Regions from separate parts of the Mus musculus genome. Here region 1 is linked to region 2. Evidence: chromatin loops called from intact Hi-C (ENCODE). Cell type or tissue: heart. All regions are shown on one strand. Each heading gives the region's core, and the rest is flanking DNA. Links, peaks and the distances in the headings are about the cores only.

Region 1 (7,342 bases), core at 1,719-5,718, 160 kb before region 2:
TGGAGTCTGTGGTTTTTAACTAATATAAAGGAATCCACCAAAAAATTCACCAAAGACCCAGAAAGTTTTTAGAAAAAAACACTTCGGCAGACATAGCCAACTTGAACTGAAAGGGGCGGAAGAAAGACAAAAGGAAGTCTTTGAGCCCCTAAAACTCTATTGACAGGAAGTAGAATAAGGAAGGTAATCAGCTGTGAAGCACATGCTTTCTGGGGCCACTCAGACGGTGGAATCAGAGCCTAGAGGGCAGGCACGGAGCCATGGAGAATTATCCCAGGCCTGAGACCTAATCAAGACCATCCTGCAGTTGCCATTCAGTTTCAGAACTGTAGTGGACCAATGGCTCCTCCAGTAGTTAGGCCGGCTATGTCTCTCTATGGCATCTTAGATGTATGGGAGACACCCATCCTAGTGCTTGAGCCTCTCCGCACTCGGACAGCACTCATCTATCACAAGATGCTAAACATCCTAAGACGCTCATCCACGTCAGAACCAGGTTCAGATGTCTCACTGTGGATGGTGCTCTAAGATGACACTTCTAGGACAAGTATATTTTGCATGTGGATGAACAAGAACCATTTGGTGACTGTGTGGAGAGACTGATTCCAATGATACCTGTCTATCTAGTTCCCTTATGCAAGCTCAGGATTGGTCTCTGTCACCAACAGAATATGGAAAAGGATGGAATAGCATGTCTGAGCAATTATCAAACACAGAGGATAGTACTTAAGCGCTCCCGTTTACCTGCTCTCTCAAGAGTTCTCCTTCTGGGACAAATTAACAAAAGCCAAGGTAGAAGGAACTGGAAAACATCAGTGGGTAAACAAAACCGCTTAATGAAACCGCTTAAGGAAACTTAGCAGAGGAGAGATGGCTCAGCAATTGAGAACACTTGTTACTACTGCAGAGTACCCAGGTTTGATTCCCAGAACCCACGTGGTGGCTTACAGTCATCTGTAACTCAAGTTCCAGGCCATCTGATGCCCTCTTCTGGCCTCCACAGGCACCAGACACGCATCTGATGCAAAGCAAAACACTAATACATATAAATTGGTTTAAGTCTAAATAATAATAAAGATGGTGATGACTTAAGAAACAACTTAGAAGCAGATTCTCCAGCCCCAATGAGCTCTTGACCCCACTTCAGATCTGCAACTTGGAGTAAAATACAGGACCACCAAATATCAAATCTTAACCATCAGAAACTAAGTAGCAAACACTCACTTTGTAATATGCAAAAATCTTGTCAGCCAAATGGCAATAAATCAAATTGTATGCATTACTAGAATATATTGAATCTTATTCCTTATTCCTTTAAGCTATATTTTTAAAACTTAAATGAAAGAAAGAAGCAAAAGTAAAACCATGAATAAGTCCCTACAATAAAATGGTAAACCTAAAAACCTGTGTGGCACACAGGTGGCTCTGACAGTACTTACTGTACCAAGCTAGAACAGGGCCCAGGCTGAAGAGCAATCAGAAACCAGTTCACAAGAAAATGAATATCAAAGAACAAACAAAAAGTAAGTAACAAGAACACAACTGAACAGAAAGGCAATCGCAAGGAGGATTAGGAAGACAGAGCTGCGCCAAGGGCAACAGGGGAAAGGAAATGCCCTGGGCAACAAAAACTGCCAAGAGAAATGGAAGGTGACGGCAGCTGGAAATGACAGTGGGGTTCAGATGGGCAGCAGCCCTAGAGGGCTCAATAAGGTGACATGTAAGAGCACAAAAAAAGAGAAAGAGGCAAACAAAAATGGAAAAAAACAAAAAAAAAAACAAAAAACAAATGACACCCACACTTCATTTGGAAACTACCTGTTCTGGTGAATAGCCTTTTCCAACTCCAACCACCACTGAGCTGACATTTAAAAAGATTTCAAGAAAGAAGGCAAGAGAAACAATGAAGATTAGTACTAACCCATCTGGTGTATACCTTAAATACCATCAATAGGTATGAAAGAATTTCAAAAGAGCCTACAGTTCACAGTCGGTGTGGGGAAACCAAGCTTGTTGGATCACTCACCATTTTAAAGTGGAAGGAAAAGGAAACAGCCAGGGAATGTATTAAAACATTATCTGATGATTGCGAGCAGGTCATAAGCCTCATTGTCTTTTAAAATTTGGACAATCTGGTACTTTTCCATAGATAAGGGTCTGACTAGGAACTGATTCCAAGTTGTTCATCTTGCCACACACCATCATATGAACTTCAGAGACAGTGACCACCAGGAGAGAGAATATGATTTAGAGTAACAGGGCAAGTGAGGTATATTAATAAGCTTACTATATAAGGGAAACTGGTTAGGAAATTAAAACCACATTCCAAAAGCAAAGCGATTTCCTGTTTCTAAGGCCTTGGTCACAACTATAATTGTATCACTTGGGAGACTGAGTCAGGAGGATTGCCACAAGTTTAGAGTCAGCCTGGACTTCAGAATAAGGTTCTGTCTCCAAAAGAACAACGACAAAATCCGACAAACACAGGGGGTGAGTAATATCTAAAGTCCATCCTTAGGAAAAAAAAATCTTAAAAGTTTACTTGTACGACATCAGTACTGTGGTGTTATGAACCTGCTCCATTTTGTCCTCTAATTTTGGCCTCTAATACTCAAAAACAAGGAGGCTCTCATAAAACACTCGCTCTGACCTTTATAGAAGCTGATAACTACAGGGTGAGGCTGATACCATTTCAACTTACTACATCTGTGTTGGAAATGATAATTTGACTAATATTTACCTCCCTTCCCCCCCCCCCCACAATGGTTTAGTTTTAGAACTGAGAAAGAGGGAAGTGTGTCATGAATGCTAAGCCCATAGAAGTGATTCCATTTAGGGGTCAAATCAATGTTAACTATCAAATGCTACCCCTGCACAAAACCTGGTTTCCTTTCCCAGAAACATTTAGCATGTCCAATAAACCGTTTTACTAACATCATGGTTTGTTATTTTTCTCATGTATGTGTCATGTGCACAGCTCTACTCCCAAACACTGCCTGACACACTTCTGGAGCCTGGTCAACACTAAAATAAAGCCAATGCCGGGCTTGGTGGCACACGCTTGTTATCCCAGCACTCAGAAACTGAGGCAAGAAGACCGACAGTTCGAAAACAGCCTGGGCTACATAGTGAGACCCGCATCTTTCTTAAACGTCTCCCCTTCGCTGTCAATCTGGTTCCACAGCCTACAGTTGTGATGGAACCCAGGGTACGTTTCCTCGTCTGTGTCCCGACACCAAAGTCCGTGCTGGGCACGGAGTTGGAGCTCGGTCTCTAAATGAATGACACGGAGAGCCCGACACGCGCTGATGATGCAACGGAGCCACCGCGGAGCTGGTTCCGAGAAGCTACTTCAGCGCAGCCGAGTCTCCTCGCCCAGCAGCGCGCCCCTGAGGACTCTGGCCGTGCCGGGCCAAACCCCACGTAGCGGCATGAACGCCGCCAGCACGTTCTTCTGCAGGGCGAGCAGACTTCCCCAGGCACCGAGCCCAAGCCACGGGGCGGGCACTCACTGTAGGTCCGGCCCAGGGCTTGGAAGAGCAGGTCTCGCTTTACGCTGACAGTCGGCATGGCGAGTCGTGGACACTGCGCCTGCGCCACATGCGGGGCCTCAGCGACCCTAGAGTGAAGGACCCGACGCTCCGCTCTTGGGCTGTCTCACGTGATGCCTGTCTAAATTCAACCATTTGCACATCCGTTTTCCAGCCGAATATAGGAAAACACCTCTCTCTGGATTATTTAACATAGTTCTGTTGTGACGATAACCAAAAAGTTTGGAAAATAGGTGTAATCGGGTGGAATTATCTCTATTTTGACAGGCAAGAGTGAGAACAGACCTCAGAGGCCTGGATGCTTCCCAAAGCCCTAGGGAAGATGCCAAGTTGGGTAGGCGGAGCGCTAGATTGGTGGGAAGGACTTCCAGGTAGAGAAGTCCGCCCAGAGGTATTTGAAAAGCAAGGTAAACGGATGCAAGACTTCCTGCAAAGAAGAATATGCAAATACTAATGGCAAGGTCTGTTAACAGGCCACATTTTTTTACTTTTTTGAGACAGGTTTCTCTGTCGCCTTGACTGTCCTGGAACTCGCACTATAGACTAGGCTGGCTTTGAACTCCGAGAACTTTTGAGATCCGTACCTCCCTAGTGCTGGGATTAAAGGCATGCGCCACCACTGCCGGGCTTTTACTTAATCCTTTAACCCTCTTGAAACTACAGATTTTATACCCGAGCCTTGTTCGAACGCAGCAGCAGCCCTGTGGGTAGGCGTTGTTAGAGACCGCAGGACTTTTCTGTCAGATGCTGTACTCAGCCTAAAAAGTGCACGAGCAGATTTGCTCCTTAGAATAACTCTGAGGGACAGTACGTCAAATCATGGGCCACTGAGATGTCAGGACTTAATCCCGTGTAGCCTGCAAATGCTACTTTATGTGGTATCAGAGCCTATGTGGAATAAGCTAAGGGTTTTGAGATGGAACTTAGCCTAGGTTATTAGGATGGGCCCTAAATGCAATTGACTGTAGACTCAATAAGCGGAAGGCAGTGATTCCAGTAAGGTCACTAAAAAAAATAAAGTCAGTAGTCTTCGAAACTGGAAGAGATAAGGAGGGAAATCTCTCCTAGCCTATTCAGCAGCCCCCAAAACACTTGGATTTGGGCCAGTGAAATTGCTTTTGGGTTTCTTGCCTCCAGAACTTGAATATAACAAAGTTCTGTTTCATCTCATTCATTATTCTTTATGATTTGAGATAAAGGCTCAACTCTATAGCTGAAGCAGTCCTGGAACTCATCCTGTAGCTCTGGATGGCCAGAAATTTTCAGAGTTTTAAGGTGTCCTGAAAGACAAGAATATAAGTTACCTCACCAGACTCAAGTTTCTGTTTGAAATCAAAAGTTTGTAGTACTTCCTTTCAGCAGCCATGAAAAAACAAATACATCAAAGCAGGAAGATAAAACAGCCATGGACTGTGGGACTCACCTAACCTGTAAGGCATAGCAGAAACATTGCTTCCTCAAGAGAAAATAAAGCAAGGACCAACACTGAGGAAGTGAGAACCCTTCACTTGAGGAAGCAGAACTGAGGCTAGACTTAGGCCATCATAACTCTTAATAAGTTTTCCACTGCACTAATTTCCACTTATGGCAAGTCCCACGTGTAGCTTTCTGACCCTAAATTCCAGTAAGTGGGCACTTACTGAGTTCACCAACTCAAATGCTCATCTCTCAGAAACATACAACTAACAGTATTTGGCTACTTATTAAGGGATCTATTAACTCAGGCATTTGACCATAACATTAACTCTCATACTTCATAAGAGGATTTAAAATGCCGCTTTGTTTCCCCTGATATGTCACTATAGGCGTGTTTTAAGAAATTATAGATGGATGTGGGAAACAAAGTAAATAATGCTATTTGGAGAGTAAACCAGAAATAGTTCTTAATATTTTACTTTTAAGGATTATTTCCCCATGGAGATTTACAAAGTTCCAGCCCAATTTAAATTATTTTTTCTATTGATTCTGGGGTTTAGGTTGTATTTTTTAAAAATCTTCCTCCACACATTTTTTAAAAACCATGTTTTCCTTTTTGAGTACATCAGTAGAATTCTTTTCCATTTAAATCTCAGATCTTTTTTGAGATTTGTTTTGGTTTTTGGAGCTAATGAACAAGCCAGTTTTATTTTATTTTCAAACAGCAATGCCAATACCATTTATTAAAAAGCTTTTTTCCCCATCCAGTTTGTAATATCACATATTAAATTTCCACATATATTTGGATCCACTGCCAGAGTGTCTGTTTCAATGCCAGCACCAAGCTCTTTTAATAATTATGGTGTCATTTTCCAAACCCCTCCTGGAAACCAGTTCCAAAGGCCAAAGAACCACATTGTCAAGTTTAGTTACAGCAGTGACCCTACTTCTCCAGTTACTTTTCCCATTGCTGTGACCAAAAACACCCGACGGAAATAATTCAAGGGGAAAAAAATTATTTTTGGCATCCTTTCAAAAGGTTCATTCAGTTGGTCACGGTGGGCAAGGCAAGGAGAGGCAGTTCACATCTCAGAGGGCCAGGCAGCAGGGCTGGAAATGTGGGTGCACCCTTAGCATTCCCCCTTCATGTTTTCATTCCATCCAGGCCTCTAGCCCATAGAATGGTGCCACCTACATGCAAGACAGATCGTTACCTCTCTGGACTCAGCCTTTACAAACACAGCCAGCTGTGTACCTCCCCAGCTTCTAGGTGTTCTAAATCCAGACAAGTTGGCAATGATAATAACTTTCATAAGCATGTTTTCTCTTTCATCATGAAACCTCAGTCTTGGAATTATTCTAAAGAAAAAACTGGTATCATTCTTTGTAATATAGAAAAAAAAATGAAACAGCTGAAACATCTAACATGGCTTGGTTAAAGTGTTTCGATACAACCCAGTAGGAACATTAAAAGCCATGTAGCAGGCCAGGGATTCAGCTTCCTGGTAGGGTGTTTATCCAGCATGCATCACATCTTTGGATTCATGTCCAACACCCCAAAGTAAAATATAAATCAAAAGAATGTTGACTGTGGTGGTAGTTAGTGTTAATTTTCAACTTGACAGAATCTCCGACCACCTGGGAGATGGGCCCCTGAGCATGCCTTTGAAGGATTATATTGATCGTGATGTGAAAGGACGCATCATAATTATGGTTGGGACTCTTGCCTCGGCAGGGGATTCTAGAATTCATCCCTGTCTAGTTCTTGATTAGGGATGTGGTATGAGAAGCTGCTTCAAGCTCTTGCTGCCTTGACGTCCCTCTTTGAGGACTGTACCTTGAGCAGTAAACTAAAATATGTTTCCCTTACGTAGCGTTTTCAGAGTATTTCATCACAGCAGCAGGGGAAACGCACACATTATGTATGCATATAATGTTGTGAGATCTTTTTTGAGAAAGAGAGAGTTACTCTGTGTGACTGGAATTATATAAACCAGGCAGGACAGGAGCTCTCAGAGATCCTTCTGCCTCTGCCTCCCAAGAACAAGGATCAACGACGTATGCCACCACAGCCTATGTGTGCTGTGGAAATTTTAACAGGAAAAGACTTTTCAACAAATAATATGAAAATGAAATTATTGTATATGCTTAAAATGATTAATTTTGCTCAGTTGAGTGTCTAAATTGTGTAAATATGAATGGAGGGTATGAATAAAGACAACAATGTACAATATACATCTAAGTGTTATAGCTATCTCTAGGTGGTTCAACTATTTTCTTCATTATATATTTTATAGTTTATAAAACTATAATTAATAATCATTGCTTTTATTATAAAGAAGTGTCATTTTGAAACACAATATTGGTTGAACTGG
Region 2 (7,342 bases), core at 2,296-6,295:
GTTTGAGTTCTTTTCAGCTGACAAAACTTTCTTCTTTCTCATTCTCCTCTATTCTTCTGTTCATCTTTTCTCATTAGTGTTTTTTTTTTCCCCCTCCCTTGGTAGTCAATATTTGGGGGTGGGGAAGACCGGAAGCACATTTTTTTTTTTCAATTTTCTTCCCATGTTTGGATTTTCATTTGACTGTGGCTCCATCTGATTACTTGTTAGTATGACTCTTGACACTGAAACTTAAGGAAAGCTGAATCTAGGCTGGCGAGATGACTCAGTCAGTGGGTAAGAGCACTGACTGCTCTTCCAAAGGCCCTGAGTTCAAATCCCAGCAACGACATGGTGGCTCACAACCACCCATAATGAGATCTGACACCCTCTTCTGGTATGTCTGAAGACAGCTACAGTGTACTTATTTAATAATAAATAAATCTTTTGTGAGTGAGCAAGGACTGAGGGAACCAGAACGAGTGGGGTTGACTGGATGGAGCAGAGGTCCTAAATTCAATTCCCAACAACCAGATGAAGGCTCACAACCATCTGTACAGCTACAGTGTACTCATATACATAAAACAAACAAACAAACAAATAAACAAATAAATCTTTTTTTTTTTTTTTTAAAAGGAAAGCTGAATCCACTGTGAGGCCATTGAGCATGTGGACTTTGGTGTGGTGAGAGCCACTAGGATAACAGACAGTACCACTCTGTTCTCTGGAAACTCTGAAAACAGGGACCTGCTGCAAAGGAAACCCAGAATCAGGGAATCAGGCCTGGAGGCAGGTCCAGGCTCTACCACTCACTGTCTGCAGGGACATGAGAGGGTACCTAGTAAGCTGGCGATGTCACTTAGTTGGTAAAGTGCTTGCCCAGCATGCACAGAGCCCTCAGCTGGGTTCCCAGCACCATAGAAAACCGGATGAACTGGAACAGGCCTGTAATTTCATTTCTTCCCAGGTTCCGAAGAACTCCCGAAGTTCAGGGTTATCCTCCCATATGTGCAAATTCAAGGCCATCCTGAATCTTCAGGAGACCCTTCCTGAGGAAGAATAAGTCTATCAAAGGCTTAATGCTTTCTGTAAGTCAGGAAAAGACTTCATGGAGATAGCTAATAAAAGAAGATGGCAGTAGTGTCATTGATTTAACAAGTGAACGCCATATTTCCATCCTAACACTTGTACTGGGAGAGTAATGGGTGGAAATTTTGTAACTTCCCCGGAGTCAACAGGGGCAGAGAAAGAGAGAAAGTGACTTAGTAAGAAGATCTGTCTACCTCCCACTCTATTCTCTGCGGTATTTGCCTAGAAACCTGATCTTCAGTGTCCTAGAGAAGGAACAAAGAAACCCTTGAAATATGATTCCTGCTTGCAGAGATGGGACGATAGAATACAGTCCATTCAGGAACCAGCATAGTGCCAGGCTGAATGTTTGTTTAGTAAGCCTAGCTCCTATTTCACCATAGCAACAAGCCACCTTCTTAAGCTGAGATGAATTTTAATTTTAAATCCTTTTTTCCATCTTCCTGTTTGTGGGTAAGGAAGCCTGAGTTGCGAAGGAGCCAAAGGCAGCCTAAGCAAACATGCATACTTTACTATATTGCCTTATTTGGTGGGAGAATGGGGTAGGTGTTGGCCCCAATACTACATTTAGGGATCCCCACGATCACCTCTTTTCTAGGCTCTCATCTCTGTGTGCTGGCCCCAATGGTTGACTTCCGAGAGGCTTTGCAATGGACTCTGAACTTCAGGCCCATGTGGTTCCAAGTCCCTGTCCTTGACAAGATACAGAAGTCAACACCAGGGATGAACTCTGGTTGGTCCTCTTTGGATGATGTCACCACCCTTTGACACAATATTCCTGGCAAAAGCTGGAAAGAAACAATCTGATTGTCATGGGTGTGTGTGTGTGTGTGTGTGTGTCTATATTTATTTCTATGATCTGTGTGGTTAACAAAATTGGTGGCTTAAAAAGTCCTCCAGAGACAGGCAGAATGAGGAGGGGCTGTGCTACAAAAAGAGATACACACACACACACACACACACACATACACACACACACACACACATTCAACCAAACACACACACTTAAAAGAAATTTAAAAAAAAAAAAGGAAGCAAGCCAGTCATATTCATTAAATCTGAGATGGACCCACTCTCCCTGCCCCCCCCCCCACACATAAAACTTGTGTTTTGATGCCTTTCCCTTGGCAAGTGGCCATGCTTAGAAAGGCCATGTGGCAACTTTAGGGACCTGTCCAGCAGAAGGAGGTCACTAGGGATAGATCTGCTTGAATTAAAGGCATGTATCAACATACCCAGCATTAATATTTTAAAATTTTGGTTTTAAAACTTAAGAATAGCTTGTGCAAAGTAAATTGTTAAATTAACTTAATTTTTTTTTTCTTCTTATGTTTTAGTGTGACCAGAAAACCTTAGACTCTATATTGGGCTTCTCTTGTACCTCCAGTAAATACTATTCATCTAGGTAAGCGGCTACGTATTGATCACATGAACGTTTTGTGGATCTCACTGGAGTAGGCCTGGAGGGCCTGCGATTCTGCATTTCTTGTGAGCTCCCAGGTGAGGATGATATAGTTTTACATCACGCTCTCAGCACTACGAGCTCAAGGACTTAAAAAAGTAACCACTTAAATGTGGGCTATGGTCCATGTTTGTAAAAAAAAAAAATGAAAAAAAAATAAGAGAATGCATTTATTGTGGACAAAAAAAAAAGATAAACATCACAGAAGAAATAACTGAAACCTGAAGCTGGGCCACACAAGGAACTGTCTTCCCATTGAACCCGGAATAAAACAGTTTAATATAAAACGTGTTGAAATGTGACCTATCCATTTTAGCATCAACATGTGGTACTTCTCCAAGGACATGCATATCATCTGTTCAGTATCCATAGCTGAATTCAGTAGATATGTACTGAGATGACTGGATGTTGACGTTGTACCTACAGCGCCTTGGGTAGATTCTGGGGATTTGTAAAGGAAGGCAGCGTGATTCTGGCTCTCCAAAAGCTCCTTGTAGAACCAGGGAGAAATATAACAGAGCAGACTAGAAGAAACAAAGCTCCAGGCAGGAGCATCTGATATTTTGTTCTCTCTCCTTTTGCTAGTAGCATACTCTGAGTTTCTTGTAGCAAGTTGTACCATCTCTCCTAATGTATTTCTTCTGGATTTTAGGGGTATAAACTGCAGAACTCCATCCTAGGAGGCAAAATGGAGTGTTTCATCAGCCATGGATGGATAGAAAGACTGGGTAAGGGGAGACACATAACCCCACAAAACCAAATTAGATTTTGGAGAAGAGACTCATGTTCCAGTGGGATGGGAGGCAGGAAAGGCTTCTTGCCATCTGCTGTCATGGGAACCTGAGAGTGGAGCAAAAACCAGCACCAAGGAAGCTGGCTTGGTCAGTGATGACATCAGTCGTTCAGATGTCTCTTTTGTTTGTTTGTTTGTTTTTGATGCATTGCTATCAAGCTGACCTGGGACTCGTTATACAGCAAAGGACCTCCTGATCCCCCTGCCTCCTCCGTTACGATGCTGGAATCATATGACCTGCTGGCATCATGTGTGTCGCCACACCTGGCTTTTGATATCTTTATCAAGATGACTCTGAGGGTGGATATACTCCTGGGGCCTTTAATTTTATAAGCTAATAAACTCCAGTTGCTGTTGCAAGTGCAATTTGCATTTCTCTTCCCTTTAGCCTAAAGTGGCCTAACCCATAAATCAACAACCTGAGAAACAACATGGGAGAAGTCCTGTTTTGCATGAAGGTTTCATTTGGCTTGTTCAAGTTCATTGCCTTAAATGCTGAAATCTAGCGGAAACTTTAGATCACAGAAACTACGTTTCTTTTGTTTGTTTCTTTTTCTTTTTGCTTGTTTGTTTTTGTTTTGTTTTGCTTTTTGCAACAGGGTCTCACTCTGTAGCCTTGAACTAACAGAGATCCACTGGTCTAAAGCTCCATTGTAGTGCGATTAAACGTGTGCGTTTCTTGTTGCTTGTATGAACTTTGCAAGTTGGTAAAGATTCCTCAAAATACCCATGTGTATAGGTGACAAGAACTAGACCCCAGAATCCAGAAGGCACTCTAAAGTTTCAGGAACTTTTTTTTTCCTGCCATAAATGAGTCAGGTTTTATTAGGCTTTAATATAACCTGTATTTCCGGACCTGTGCATCTGAAATTGTTTCTATGCCCTCTTAGTTATCTTATTCATATTTCAGTGAGCACTGTCATTATGGTTAATGGTCTTGTTTTGTGACAGGGTCTCACACCTCGTCAAGCCTTGAGGCAGTCATTGGCCTTACTGCCTCAATTCTGGGATTATAGGTAGGTGTGAGCTACCACATCCAGGATATTTATTATCTTGCTTACTACTTGTATATTTTTCTGTGACAGGGTCTCTTGTATCCTAGGCTGCCCTGAAACTCACTTAGCATCCTTGATTTTGATATTTTTTCCCTGCATCTCCTGGATGCTGGGAGTACAAGTGTGATAACAACCACATTTGGTTTATTGGACCCAGCATTTTGTGTCTACAAGGCAAGCATTCTACTGAGTTACAACTTCAGCCATTGTTTCCTTACCCTTTTTTCTTCTTTCTTTCCTCCCCCTCCCTTTCCCCTCCCCTCCCCTTTTCCCTCCCTTCTACCTTTCCCCTTGCCTCTTTCCTTTTCCCTCCCCTTTCTCCTTCCCTCCCTTCCTCTCTTCCTTTTCTTTCTCATTTTCTTCCTCACCTTCCTAGTCTTCTTCCTCCTCTCCTCCTCCTCCTCCTCCTCCTCCTCCTCTTCTTTTTCTTCTTTCAAGACAGGGTTTCTCTGTGTAGCCCTGGCTGTCCTGGAGATTGCTCTGTACAGCAGGCTGTCCTGGAACTCACAGAGATCCACCTGCTTCTGCCTTGAGTTCTGGGATGAGGTTAAACATGGGGAGCACCACTCCTCGGGCGCCATCTGACTGAATAAGATAGAGAAAGCCAGCAGAACCAATGGGACTTATTTCTCTCTGCTTCCTGGCTTTATGTGCATACAGACCAACTGCTGCCACTCGGCCATCGATGAGTCCATACTTTGATCAACTATAATTATGTAATTAGAAAACTATGAAAAAGTTATTATCTATTGTCACAATTTTTAAATCAAAGGAAACAAACAAACAAACATACTGCTCTAAATGAAGGACATGAACTATTGCTAGACTAAGCATTTCCGAAGACAGCAGAGCAGAGACTCAATTGCTTGCCCGATAGATATTTTCGCCTTTGTGGCTAGGAACAAACCTTGATTTTTATTTGAGTTGGCATTGTGTGTTTATATTTCCCATTTTCCTTAAATGTGATGATATTCTAGTTAATGAGACTTAAGGTAAAGCTGGGGGAGAGAAGCCTCTAAGGGGGTTACTGGACAGTGGATCTCTATTGTAAGTTTCTGTTACCTCCCCCCACCCCACAGTGAAGATATACTGGTCCTCTCTCTCCAGTGCAGCTACTGTATAACTCTGAGTATGATATTGCTCACTGAGGATGAAAAACCAGGACGGAAGATATGTCTTAGGTTTCTTGTGATTCTCTGGTTCTGGTCATGAGTTATGAATCTGGGACTCCTTTTAGGTGTCCCCCCCCCCCCCCACAAGCCACTTTTAATTTTAAACTTAGTTACAGGCAGTCATAACATAGACATAAGTTTGCTGTATATTTATGACTTCTCTTCTTTAATCAAATATATCAAATGCAGTCTAGAAAAGATTATTTTTTGAGATAGAGTCTCTTGTAGATCAGGTTGGCCTATAACTTGCTGTGTAGTTGAAACTGACCTCAAACTTCTGATCTTCCTCCTTCTGCCTTCCAAGTGCTAGAATTACAGGTATTCACTGCCGTGACCACCTCAGAAGGTCTTTAATAAGAAACTCAACTATGGTGGGGCGTTAACTGTAACTGTCTGAATACTGGGCTCCTTACTTATATGAAATAGACTGTAGATTAAGAAGTTACAGAGGGGCTGGAGAGATGGCTCAGAGGGTAAAAGCACTGACTGCTCTTCCAAAGGTCCTGAGTTCAAATCTCAGTAACCACATGGTGGCTCACAACCATCTGTAATGAGGTCTGACACCCTCTTCTGGTGTGTCTGAAGACAGTGTACTTATGTATAATAATAAATAAATCTTTAAGAAAAAAAAAAAGAAGTTACAGAGAAGATAGGAACCATCCAGGTTGCTAAGGATTCACAGGATCTCCTACAACTCCAAGTTCATCACTGATAATAGTCAAAGCTGGAACTTGAAGGCAGGACTGCTTGCTATAGCACACAGCAGGACCTCCAACTAGGGAACTTACTTCACAGCCAAGAAATACAGCAGTAATGAAGAGCATGTTGTTTGCTAGCTGGCTCACATACTGGCTCAGCTAGCTTTCTTACTAAGGTTGGTGCTGCCCACAGTGGGTTGAGCCCTTGCCGAATCAGTTAACAACCAAACCTCCCCTCAGGTATGTCAGAGGTAGAGGCAGCTTCTCAGTTGAGATTGGTTGTGTTAAGACAGTTAAAGTTACCCAGAATGGTCTTGTAGGTGGAGCAAGCTGGCTTGACCTTGCAGTAGTCCTGCCTTGGAATCTGAAGTGCTGCAATTGTTTGCCTGTATTTGTTATTGCTCTGCCTTTTGAAGTCTCTTTATGTCAGACAATAGTGGTTTTCTTTTGTTTTTTGTTTTTTTTTTTTGTTTTTTTTTTTTTTGAAACAGGGTACATATAACCCTGGCTGTCCTGGAACTTGCTACGTAGACTAGGCTGTCTTTGAACTCAGAATCATCTGCCTGTCTCCCAAGCGTGGGCTTAAAGACTTGGGCTCTCATGCCAGGCTATAAGTGACATTTTAAAGTTGCTTCTTGTTGATTATTCTGCTCCTTGGAGTCAGAGCCTCCTTCATTCACACAGCATCATGTGCTATATTCATACCCACCCACCCACCGGAAATGAAACAAAAACATTCCTGTTAAAACTCTAAATATCAGCTGGTTCTGTTGTCTTATCGTAATGGGAAATGTAGTTTTTGTGATATAGTTACAGTCTCTTTCTATGCCCCTTCACAGGAAATAGACCATTACATGTTTATGTCAATTATAGACAATTCCCCTTACTGTTGCAGTAAGTTGGAAACACACCAAAAGGGCACAAGGGACTGCCTACTCCTGTTCATGATTTCATGTGGTTGACCCTTAATAGTCTCTGACTTGAAGTTTTACAAAAAAGAAGGGAAATGTAATCAAAATTCAATACCCCTCAAAACTCTGAACACATACTGAATCCTTTCTAAGAGAAAAGCAAATGTGCTTTGCCTTGCCTTG

Evidence for each region. Peaks named below come from ENCODE experiments on the same cell type or tissue, not always from the same donor. Only the 100,000 strongest peaks of a DNase experiment are listed, where the experiment ranks them.
Region 1: it touches region 2 in a loop (2.8-fold over the local background); 1 of 42 quality-filtered maps calls a loop at or near these places.

The regions. Positions count from the first base shown.
Region 1 is chr1:78,485,273-78,492,614 of GRCm38, forward strand. Farsb (phenylalanyl-tRNA synthetase, beta subunit) reads right to left here and starts at 3,625. Exons shown (of 17, transcript NM_011811.4): 1 at 3,513-3,625. The coding sequence starts at 3,570. In heart, for the core only: no CTCF peak of the experiment used is centred there; DNase peaks (open chromatin) are centred at 3,589 and 3,869; H3K4me3 peaks cover 2,271 bases; H3K27ac peaks cover 1,745 bases.
Region 2 is chr1:78,648,104-78,655,445 of GRCm38, forward strand. No RefSeq gene overlaps it. Among named protein-coding and RNA genes, the nearest start is that of Acsl3, 6.0 kb to the right of the region's middle. In heart, for the core only: no CTCF peak of the experiment used is centred there; no DNase peak of the experiment used is centred there.